Regions from separate parts of the Homo sapiens genome. Here region 1 is linked to region 2. A link is an interaction called in ENCODE POLR2A ChIA-PET data of the cell type or tissue named here. Cell type or tissue: GM12878. All regions are shown on one strand. Each heading gives the region's core, and the rest is flanking DNA. Links, peaks and the distances in the headings are about the cores only. Region 1 overlaps RERE (arginine-glutamic acid dipeptide repeats). Region 2 overlaps RERE (arginine-glutamic acid dipeptide repeats).

The links. ChIA-PET counts read pairs that join two places held together with the same protein. Peaks named below come from ENCODE experiments on the same cell type or tissue, not always from the same donor. Only the 100,000 strongest peaks of a DNase experiment are listed, where the experiment ranks them.
Region 1: POLR2A ChIA-PET joins it to region 2 with 7 read pairs; 3 of 35 experiments call an interaction of 5 or more read pairs at or near these places.

The regions. Positions count from the first base shown.
Region 1 is chr1:8,578,534-8,583,916 of GRCh38, reverse strand. The region is part of intron 4 of RERE (arginine-glutamic acid dipeptide repeats); the gene reads left to right. Among named protein-coding and RNA genes, the nearest start is that of SNORD128, 86 kb to the right of the region's middle. In GM12878, for the core only: no CTCF peak of the experiment used is centred there; no DNase peak of the experiment used is centred there.
Region 2 is chr1:8,513,886-8,519,268 of GRCh38, reverse strand. The region is part of intron 7 of RERE (arginine-glutamic acid dipeptide repeats); the gene reads left to right. Among named protein-coding and RNA genes, the nearest start is that of SNORD128, 22 kb to the right of the region's middle. In GM12878, for the core only: no CTCF peak of the experiment used is centred there; no DNase peak of the experiment used is centred there; H3K27ac peaks cover 848 bases.

The DNA of each region.
Region 1 (5,383 bases), core at 262-5,261, 65 kb before region 2:
TTAAAATAGTAACATTATATGAGGTTTGTATAATGTACTTTGCTTTTGCTTGTTTTTATGCGAATTTAATTTTCCTGAATTTTTAACTTTACGGAGCTCCCCCTTCTGTTGTTTTTATGCAGTGTTAAAAAAATGGCAGCTTGCTGTGATTTTCTGACTCTGTTCCTCTCCTTCACTTTCATTTGGATCTTCTTTTTTCTTTAATTTATTTAAATTATTTAATTAATTTAAATTATTTTGTATTTTTTGCAGAATTTATATTCCATTACTGGTAGTTTCTCCCCTGCCTTGGCTCCTTGTGCCGGCAGGGAGCTATGGTGGGCCAGTTTTGAAGAGTTCAAAAGTGTCTAGATGACTTCAGCCCCTTTAGCCCTGCAAGGTCTCTGGGGGTTCTGACCTGCTGTCGGCATGGGCAACCCCACCAGGCTTCAGCTGCTCTTCACACATTGGCCTTCCTCATTGCCTGGTAGCTATTTTACGGTCCTCCTGATCTTAGCTGTATCCCATATCTCATTGATTGATTCTGTTTTCTCTCGTGCAGATGCTCATATCCAGAGATCTTATGGCTGATGGTAGTTTATCCCTTCCAACCTGCTTATATTTTGCGGTTTGTAGAGATGCCTTATTTCTGAATTTTGTTGTGTGTCAGCAGGAATTTGCTTTGACTCTCTAATCTGTTTTTGTGTGGGGATTAAGGGACATTTGTAAACTATGCTGCCAATGCTACCATCCTTCTAGTACTTCTAGTATGTTAGTTTTTATTGAACCAGAGTTTTACTAAGCCCCAGGACCGCAGACACTTGAGTTCTTAAATCTTAACCCATTATCTCTCATGGCTGCCACCATTCCTGTATAAACCATGAGGGAGAAATAGATACTGAAGACAAGATCAGACAGAGGAATCGTTTTATCCTTTGCTAGTTGGCTTTTGTCCCCAACCCCCATTGATATGATCTAGTCTGTGTCAGAGGTACAAGCATGTAAGTTTTTTCTAGGATTTTTCCTAGGCCAGGCTCAGATCTATGTAAAAGAGACCCTGGTCCTATCATCTTAAATCAGTACCCTAATTGGCCTGTGAAATTTCACCTTTGATGGTGAGAATATGCTGTTCTCTATACCGTGACCACTACCCCTGCCCGGTATCAGTGTTAGAGATTTCAGGGTGTATGTGTGTGTGTTTTGTTTGTTTGTTTTTGAGATGGAGTTTCACTCTTGTTTCCCAGGCTGGAGTGCAGTGGCACAGTCTCAGCTCACTGCAACCTCTGCCTCCCAGGTTCAACAATTCTCCTGCTTCAGCCTCCCCAGTAGCTGGCATTACAGGTGCCCACCACCACACCCAGCTAATTTTCCTATGGTTTAGAAAGTAACCCTTAAAATATAATAGCCAAGTGTGGTGGAGCATGCCTGTAATCCCAGTATTTTGGGAGGTAGAGGCCAGGAGTTTGAGACCAGCCTGGGTGACACAGTGAGACCCTGTCTCTACCCCCCAAAAAAAAAAAAAGAAAAAAAGTTTTTAAAGAAAGAGAGAGAAAAAAAAAAAAGCAGGCACAGTGATACACACCTATAGTCCCAGTCATTAATACTTGGGAGGCTGAGGCGGTAGGATTGCTTGAACCCAGGAGTTTAAGGCTATTGTGTGCTGTGATCAGCCCTGTGGATAGCCACTGCGCTGCAGCCTGGGTAACACAGCAAGACCCTCTCTCTTTAAAATAATAACTTAAAATATATTAACTTTTGAGGAAAATTTTACATTGAACCAGAGGAGCAACTGTGTGGTAGCTGAGGTTGGAGATTTGAGGAAACGGTGTTATTTTATATGATTATTTTTGTTATATACATTTTATCTGATATTATATACCAGCAAGCAATTATATTAATAGCTGAAAATTTACATATTTTATAAACATGAACATTAGCCATTAAAAGTGTCACAACAGTTCCAGTGTATATGCATACATATTAAATAATAATATATTTAAGAAGTGTAATTGCATAACTCAAATGGAAAAAAAATCTCTATGTACCTATTACACCAATATTTTGTTTCATGTAAATATGAGGTATATTAATATTAGGAAATGATGCTTTCCAATATTGGTAATACTATACAAAGTAAGATTAAAATGCCAGTGATCCTGTGGACTGAGATGTGCTTTATATCTCTTGAATGCAAAATTAAATGAATCCACACATATATGATCAAATTATTTTCAGTGGGAAAAAAATCTTTTCAATAAATGGGCTGGAACAACTGGATAATCCCTATGTGAAAAACAGGATATAACCCAACCTCATACCATACATTAATTTGAGATGGATCATTGATCTAAATATAATCTCAAACCTATAAAAACTTGTAGAAGAAATCAGGAGAGTGTGTTTACTTTCATTTAGGCAATGATTTCTTAATGAGGGGATAGAAAGTACTAACCACAAATGAAAAAAATTGGAATTCATCAAAAGACATTGTTATGAAAATAGGGCAGCTTCAGACTGTAAGAAAATATTTGTCACTCATATGTCTGAGAAAGCAATTGGATGCAGAATACATTTAAAAAAATACCTTCCAACAAACAACACTCTTATAGGATAAGACCAAATCAGTGTTTTAAAATTGACAGAGTCTTAAACAGAGACACATTAATGGCAGATAAGCCCATGAAAAAGTGCCCATCATTATTGGTCATCAGGGAAATGCAAATTAAGTCACAATAAGATCCCCAAAACAGCCTCTAGAATGGCTAAATTGAAGAGATGGATAACCCTGAATGTTAGCAAGGTTGTCAGGAATGCAAGTTCTCATACATTGTTGGTGGCAATGAAGATGGTACAACCACTTGAATAGTTTGACAATTTCTTAAAAAGTTAAATATGAATCTGCCCTATGATTAATCTGTGATGGAAATCAGAGTAGTAGCAGGATCTGGTTGCTCACACCTGTAATCCCAGCACTTTGGGAGCCTGAGATGGGAGGAGGATCCCTTGAGCCCAGGAATTCGAGATCAGTCTTGGCAACATAGTGAAATGACACCTCTTCTCTACAAAAACAAAAATAAAAAAATTAGCTGAGCATGGTGGCACACAACTCAAGTGGGAGGATCACTTGAGCCTGGGAGGTGGAGCTTGCAGTGAGCCGAGATCACACCACACTGTACTCCAGTCTGAGCGACACAGTGAGACCCTGTCTCCAAAAATAGCTAGCTAGCTAGCTAGATCGAGGTTTTCTATGGGTAGGGTGAGGATTGACTGGGAAAGTGCTTGAGAGAACTTTCTGGAGTGATAGAACTGTTTTGAGTTGAGCCTTTATAAAAACTAAATAGTGTATCTAAAAATCTCTGCATTTCACATGTAAAGTATAACTAAAAAAGTCCAATGCATATTAGAAAACATTTTCTGTATTTTAGTAAGTGAAAATCTTATAATGCAATTTAATGAAATTATAGTTTTTGGATTTAATCCACATTTTAGTTGTGTGTGTTTTTAAATTTTATTATGCAGTACATTAGAACTGAAATAAAAGCTTTCACATTTGCTTTCACTCGTCTAGCACGTTCAGAGTTCCAGTGTATATGGACCAGTTATGTGGTAAATGCAATTAAACTGGTTATGCTGTGGACTCTGAATCACCTCAGTTATTATTCATGAATTTTCTCTAGATATTTAAGTTGTTTAATGATAGCTTATAGTAATGGAATTCTTTCTTCATGTAAGTTTGCCTACTTTATCCGCTACTAGGAGCTGTATACATAGGCTCACATGATGGGATGGTGAATTTCAAAGAAGAGATGATGTCAAATTACTTGACGTTGTCTATAATGTCAGTTAATTTTCTAAGTGTCCTTCGATTTTACTGTTGATACTTGGTTAGGTTTTAAGCATCCTTTATCTTGTGTTTTTTCTTTTTGTCTTTTTTGAGATGGAGTCTTGCTCTCTCTCTCCCAGGCTGGATCCCAGACGCGATCTCAGTTCACTGCAACCTCCACCTCCCAGGGTCAAGCAGTTCTCCTGTCTCAGCCTCCCATGTAGCTGGGATTACAGGCATGCGCCACCACGCCCAACTAATTTTTGTATTTTTAGTAGAGACGGGGTTTTACCATGTTGGCCAGGCCGGTCTCGAACTCCTGACCTCCGGTGAGCCACCTGCCTTGGCCTCCCAGAGTGTTGGGATTACAGGCGTGAGCCACTGTGCCCCGCCTTAGGCAGTAGTTTGCATGGCATGCAGATTTCAGATGGGGTAGTTGTAGCAAAAGTTAAGAACCATTGTTCTAGAGCCTGATTTGAGTTATAGTTACCAGATAATGATTTCTTTATTAATGCAGAGGCAGTAGTCTCTATAAATTCCCTAGGCCTGGTTCCACTATCTTTTCTTCTGTGTGGTCAGATTGAATTTTCTTGGGCGTTGTTTCATTTTATGTTCCAATAATTATTTACTGCCATTTAGAACTCTAACAGTTTTTCTTGTTAGCCTATCTGACATAACATTGATGGTAGAGCTAGAAAATGATTTCCTACAATTCCCTCTATAGCTAATTTTTACCCTCCAATTATAGAATACGGTAATATTGTTAATAGGTTAGTGGTGGCTCTATTATGTGTTAATTACCAAGAGTCAGCTATTAAAGTTTTCTTTTGACAGTAAAAGCTTTTCTGAACACAGAGGATTAGGAACGTTTTCTTGATTCTTGTTTTAAAGATCATCATGTGATGGTAGTAGGCAGAGAGCTGGAATGTGCATTTCTACGTAGCCATGAAATTTAACTTGTGCTAATCGTGGTGGTTCTGCGTGAGTAACAGACATGGACACAGACAGCGGAACACAGTGGGGCATAGCTTTGTGCTTGATGGCTGCTTTAACTTTGGGGCTCCAAGCAAGGATTTCAAGAAACATTTCTTTGGTCTTAAAAACTGGGAAATTAATAGATCTTCTGGACAGGAGGGCTCCCTAATTTCTGTGGGGCATGTGCCTAAACAAGGGCTCCTTAGATATTAACATAACTTCTTTGTTAGTAACCTTGACAAAAGCTCAATTTTTACATGTATTTATTTTTCATATAAAGGATCTTTTACTGTTTTGTGTTTTAACACAAGGGGCAGATGTCTCTAGCTCTGAGCTGTGCTTTACAGCATGTCTTGTCTTTTGAATGTTTCTTTCAACTGGAGCAGCTTCCTTTGTTAAAAGGCCAACAACCCCCTAAGTGAGATGTTCTTGGAAAGACCCCTTGACACTTGAAAGGTGAGAAATCCATTTAAACCATGTGATGCCTTCCACTGCTCTACTGCTGGGTTCTGCTTGTTTTAATATTAGTGATAGATGCTCTGGCTGGTGTATTCAGTAATTGGAAGTGAACTATATAATATAAATGACATTTCATGGCATATGTGA
Region 2 (5,383 bases), core at 309-5,308:
TGTTTTTGTTGTTTGGTTGGTTGGTTGGGTTTTTTGTTTGTTTGTTTGTTTGCAGAGACTAGGTCTTGCTATGTTGCCTAGGCTGGTCCTGAACTCCTGGGCACAAGGGACCCACCCACCTTGGCCACCCAAAGTGCTGGGATTACACACATGAGCCAGCCACCATGCCTGGCCTGATACTAAAATTTTAATTCAGGTTCATTTAATTCTGAAGACCATGCTCTTTCCCTGCTTTTGAACATCTAGACTCAGGTGTGGGTGTGACAGTGTCATGGGAGATCCTAATAGGAAGTACAATGATGTTTCTTTTAATGTTTGTTTGTTTATTTGTTTATTTATTTATTGCTGTTTCTTAAGGAGCAGGGCTAACCCACAGAAAGTGTGCCCAGAGTCGGCCAGCACAATGATTTTATTCAGATTTATGGAAATTTTTCTCTAAAAATGAATGGGAATATATGATGGGATAGAATACAACATTCGCATGGCTTTTTAAGATACTATGTTAGATTTTAAAAAGAAATTTCAGACTTGTTCAGGGCAGCTTTGAAGTATGTGTTCATGCTGGGGAAAATTGAGAAACCCAGCATATTGCACTAGTCTTCCTTCTTAATCCTCGCTTTCACTCCTACCTCACAATCCATCTAAAAAAGTGATTCTGATAAATTGCCTTTTGGTTTTCTTAAAATGTAGTGTATTTTGTTCTGGACCCACAGACTTCTTCTGTGGTCATTTTCTAAATGTGTACTAAGTAGCGTTTCTAAGATCTTCATTCTGTTGATGCCATGTCAGTCTTCCTGCTCAACTTAATACCCTGTGGAAAAGATAAGAATGTCTGCTGTGTGATATTTACCATCTGAAGGACAGGGAGAGAGATTTCTCAGTGATCTCATTCATACATGACGCCAGCCACAGAACAAGGGTCTGACTTGAGCCTTTTCTGTCCCAGCACCTTGGGAATGGGCCACAGGCTACACGACTGTTAGGACCCAAGGCTTGGGGAGGGGCTGAATGAGGGGGTCAGCTCTTGCCCTTAGTTGCTTCATGGTGGTGCCTTCTGTTCATGTGTTCTTCCCATATCTCTATCCTCCTCCCTCATCTTCCCTTGTAGAATCAAGTGCCTATCTTAAGCAGTCACCGTGATCACATAGAGATCTTTGGGCGTCTTTGGTGAATGTTCACAGAACATTGCCTTCCTGCCCCTTCCCCTTTCTTCAGGGTGAAGAAGTGGCCGCATCATGTTCTGGGCCAAGCCTCTGGGTTGGGCTGGGATCCTGCATCTAGCAGGCATGCTCTTCTCACAGACCCTCCCTTTGCCTGCCATCGCCACCTCCATCTCCTCTGCAAAGATGCTTCTCCCTTTTTGATATTCATTTACAGGCTCCCTGCTCCTTTCTGTCCATTCCCTGTTTACTTCTTAGAATAAAACGTTTCCATGGTAACAGGTTACTTTTCAAAGGGAACATCTTGTCATTTTATTTAATCCACTGCAGTTGAAGAGGACTGAAATATTAAGTTGTAGTTGCTATGGATACTGCTTTGTTACACTGGGGTTTTTTTGTATCAGATTTCATATACAATGACTTTCTGTTTTTTTAATACTTCAGGAATAAAAACAACAACTTACCATTATTGTTGTAATTTGGCTTCTGGAACTATTTTTTTCATATTCTAAAACAAAGATTTGTAGAATAATGTAGGCTGAACTTAAGTTGTTTTGAAAAACATATTATTTACATTAGCTACACAGAGAAATTCCTTCTTTTGCTGGGGATGATAGTGACACTTCTTAATTCGGTTTTTGTAATATGATTCACAGTATAAAGATGTCTCCAAGATGATGAATCCACAGCAGAAATCCTTAGTAAACATAAGGAAAAAATAAATATGTCACTTGGAGTTAATTTCTTGAATCTCATTGCTAATAAGCTGTGGCCCTCTTTCTTCAGTTACTGGTTCAGCTGTGTACAGTGTAATTTGAGGTTGATCTGTTTGTCCTTTAATCAGCTTTTCTCATGTCTGGTGTTCTTTCTGATTTCCCATCTGCCTGTAGTATATCCCCCCCTTCATTTGACTTTTTTAAAACTTTAAATTTTTTGGATTCACAGGAAGTTGCAAAGATACCACAGAGTGGTCTCATCTTTTGTAACTGTAATACGATACCAAAACCAGGAAACTGGCATTAGTAGATTGTGTGCGTGTAGTTCTGTGCCATTTTATCACATGGATAGCTTTGTGTAACCACCACAACAATGAAGAGACAGAGCTATCCATCACTACAAAGCTCTCCCTTTGTGGTCGCACCCTCCGCCTCCCTCCCTCTCCCCACCATCTCTAACACCTGGCAATCACGAATGTGTCTCCATTTCTGTAATTTTGTCATTTCAAGAGTATTATATACATTGGCCTCTAACTTTGATAGGTTTTTCTCTTTCATCATGACTTTCAAACTTAAAAAAATTCTTTTGATCATTTTGTCTTGCTTGGGTGTTTGAAATAAACATAGAACCAAAATAGGGAAAGGGATATGGATTCTCATCATTCTGTTTGTAATTAATTGTGTGATTTTGGTTCAGTAACTTAATCATTCTGCCATATGGGAGTGTGATTGAGAGCTCTGACTTTGGAGTCAGCTGACCTTGAGTAGGATTCCTGATTTCTCCACTTATTTGCTGTTTAATCTTGGGCAACTGCGTAACGTCTCTTGGCTTCAGTGACCTGACCTGTACACTTACTACAATAGCACCTATCTTACAGGGTCGCCTGTAAGATTAGATAAGAAAATAAATGGAAATTGCTTACCTTGCAATGCCTGGTACATAGTAAATGTTCAATGGATATATTAGTTGCTTTATTAATGTTAAAATTAGTATTGTTATTATTATTACCTATGGAGATACTGCCTCATAGAGTTGTCGTGGAATAATGAAATAATATGTGCCCAGCATAGAAAGCACTTAGTAATTGATAGCTAGTATTATTATTTTGCTTGTGTTTGTTATGTAACTATAATACACCTAGATTTTTTTTTTTTTTTTTTTTTTCCTCTGAGAGAGTCTTGCTCCGTCCCCCAGGCTGGAGTACACTGGCGGGATCTCGGCTCTCTGCAGCCTCCATCTCCTGGGTTTGAGCAATTTTTCTGCCTCAGCATCTTAAGTAGCCGGGATTATAGGTGCCCACTACTGCACCCACTACCACGCTTGGCTAATTTTGTATTTTTAGGGGTGGGGCTTCTCCATATTGGCCAGGCTGTTTTGGAACTCCTGACCTCGGGTAACCTGCCCACCTCAGCCTCCCAAAGTGCTGGGATTACAGGCACGAGCCACCGCACCCGGCCTACACCTAGATTTAAGATAACGTATGTGAAAACTCTTAAGATGAGGATAAAGATAGATGTGTGTGTATGTTGCATTATTCTGGATATTACTTGCATCTTTGGTTTCTTAATTCATACAGTAGTATCCTTTATATGTCTTGGCTAGGATTCATACTGCCTTTGGTCTGGATTTTTCTTCCGAAGTTGATGACCACCCTGGCTTTGACTAGACCTACTTTGTTAATTCAGCAGCATTGTACATCCAAGCAGAAACCTCTTTAGTAGCTATGTTTTGTTGTTGTTGTTGTTGTTGTTTGTTTGTTTTTTGAGACAGTCTTGCTCTGTCACTCAGGCTGGGGTGTAGTAGCATGATCTTGGCTCACTGCAACCGCTGCCTCCCAGACTCAAGCAATTCTCCTGCCTCAGCCTCCTGAGTAGCTGGGACTACAGGCGCCTGCCACCACGCCCGGCTAAGTTTTGTATTTTTAGTAGTGTGGGGTTTCACCATGTTGTCCAGGCTGGTCTTGAACTCCTGACGTCAGGTGACCTGCCTGCCTCAGGTGAGCCACCACGCCCGGCCTGTTTGTTTTTTTAAAGACAGTCTAGCTCTGTTTTGCCCAGGCTGGAGTGCAGTGGTGTGATCATAGCTCACTGCAGCCTCAAACTCCAGAGCTCAAGTGATTCTCCTGGCTCAGCCTCCTGAGTAGGTGGGATTATAGGTGCGTGCCACCGTGACCAGCTAATTAAAAAAACATTTTTTATAAAGCCTGTTGCCCAGGCTGGTCTCAAACTCCTGAGCTCAAGCTGTCCTCTTGCCTCAGCGTCCCAGAGTGCTGGGATTCCAGGTGTGCACCACCACGTGTAGTGCTGTGTTGCTTTGAACACAGGATAGAAAGACACCTGAATTTCTGTGAATAGCAATACTAACATGTCTGTTAATATCAAAACATGAATTAAATGCCTTAATACCTAGAAATGAGATAATACTGTAGAGCACCTAGGACAGATAGTAAGTGCTGAAATGTTAGCTACTGTTGTTATTCATCAAAGAAGAAAGCTGGAGTCTTCTAGATGAATTTTAGCCTCCAGCACTTGCTGAAGTTCAGAATGTGCCATAATCAGTGCTTCTCAGAGCATAGCTTGTGGACCTCATTATTATTATTATTATTTCTCTTTTCTTTTCTTGTCTTGTCTTTTCTTTCTTTTCTTTTCTTTCTTTTTTTTTGAGGCGGAGTTTCATTCTTTTTTTGCCCAGGCTGGAGTGCAATGGTGTGACCTCAGCTCACTGTAACCTCTGCCTCCCGGGTTCAAGCAGTTCTCCTGCCTGAGCCTCCCGAGTAGCTAGGATTCAGGCACACACCACCCGGTATGGCTAATTTTGTGTTTTTAGTAGGGATGGGGTTTCACCATGTTGACTAGGCTGGTTTCGAACTCCTGACCTCAGGTGATCCACCTGCCTCGGCCTCCCAAAATGCTGTGATTACAGGCGTGAGCCACCTCGCCCAGCCTATTAGTATTTTTTAATCCCAAGACTTGGCTTCCCGACTTAAAAGTCTTCTGCCCTATACCAAAAGACAGTGATTGTCTTGAGGAGAAGCCTTGGTTCCGTCGAGACATTTGAGTTAGAAGCGAAGCTAGCCACTTTTTTCATGGAATATCAGTTACTCTTTGAAAGAACAACTGACAGACAAACTGTGGTCATTCAGACGTGGGCATTTGGCAGAAACTTTCTTGAAGATGAATTAAGTGAGCTTGTTATTTCAAGGAAAACACTGATACTATTTGACAAGGCTAAGATTTGAACTTTCAAGTAAAAATTAGAATTTCGAAAAGCTTGTACTCACCACTCTGAGCCTGACAGCTTCTCTACACTGAAAGGCATTTCTTATGAGATAGGTGATATTAATATGATTTTTAAAAAATGCTGTATAAAGAACTGGTTGATATTTGAAAGATCTGCAGAACTGAGTAAACTGACATTCTCTATAAAACCAATGCATGACATTACAAAATCACATCTGAGTAGAAGATCCATTCATTCAAAGGCAAGACAGACCAATGGATTTCAGA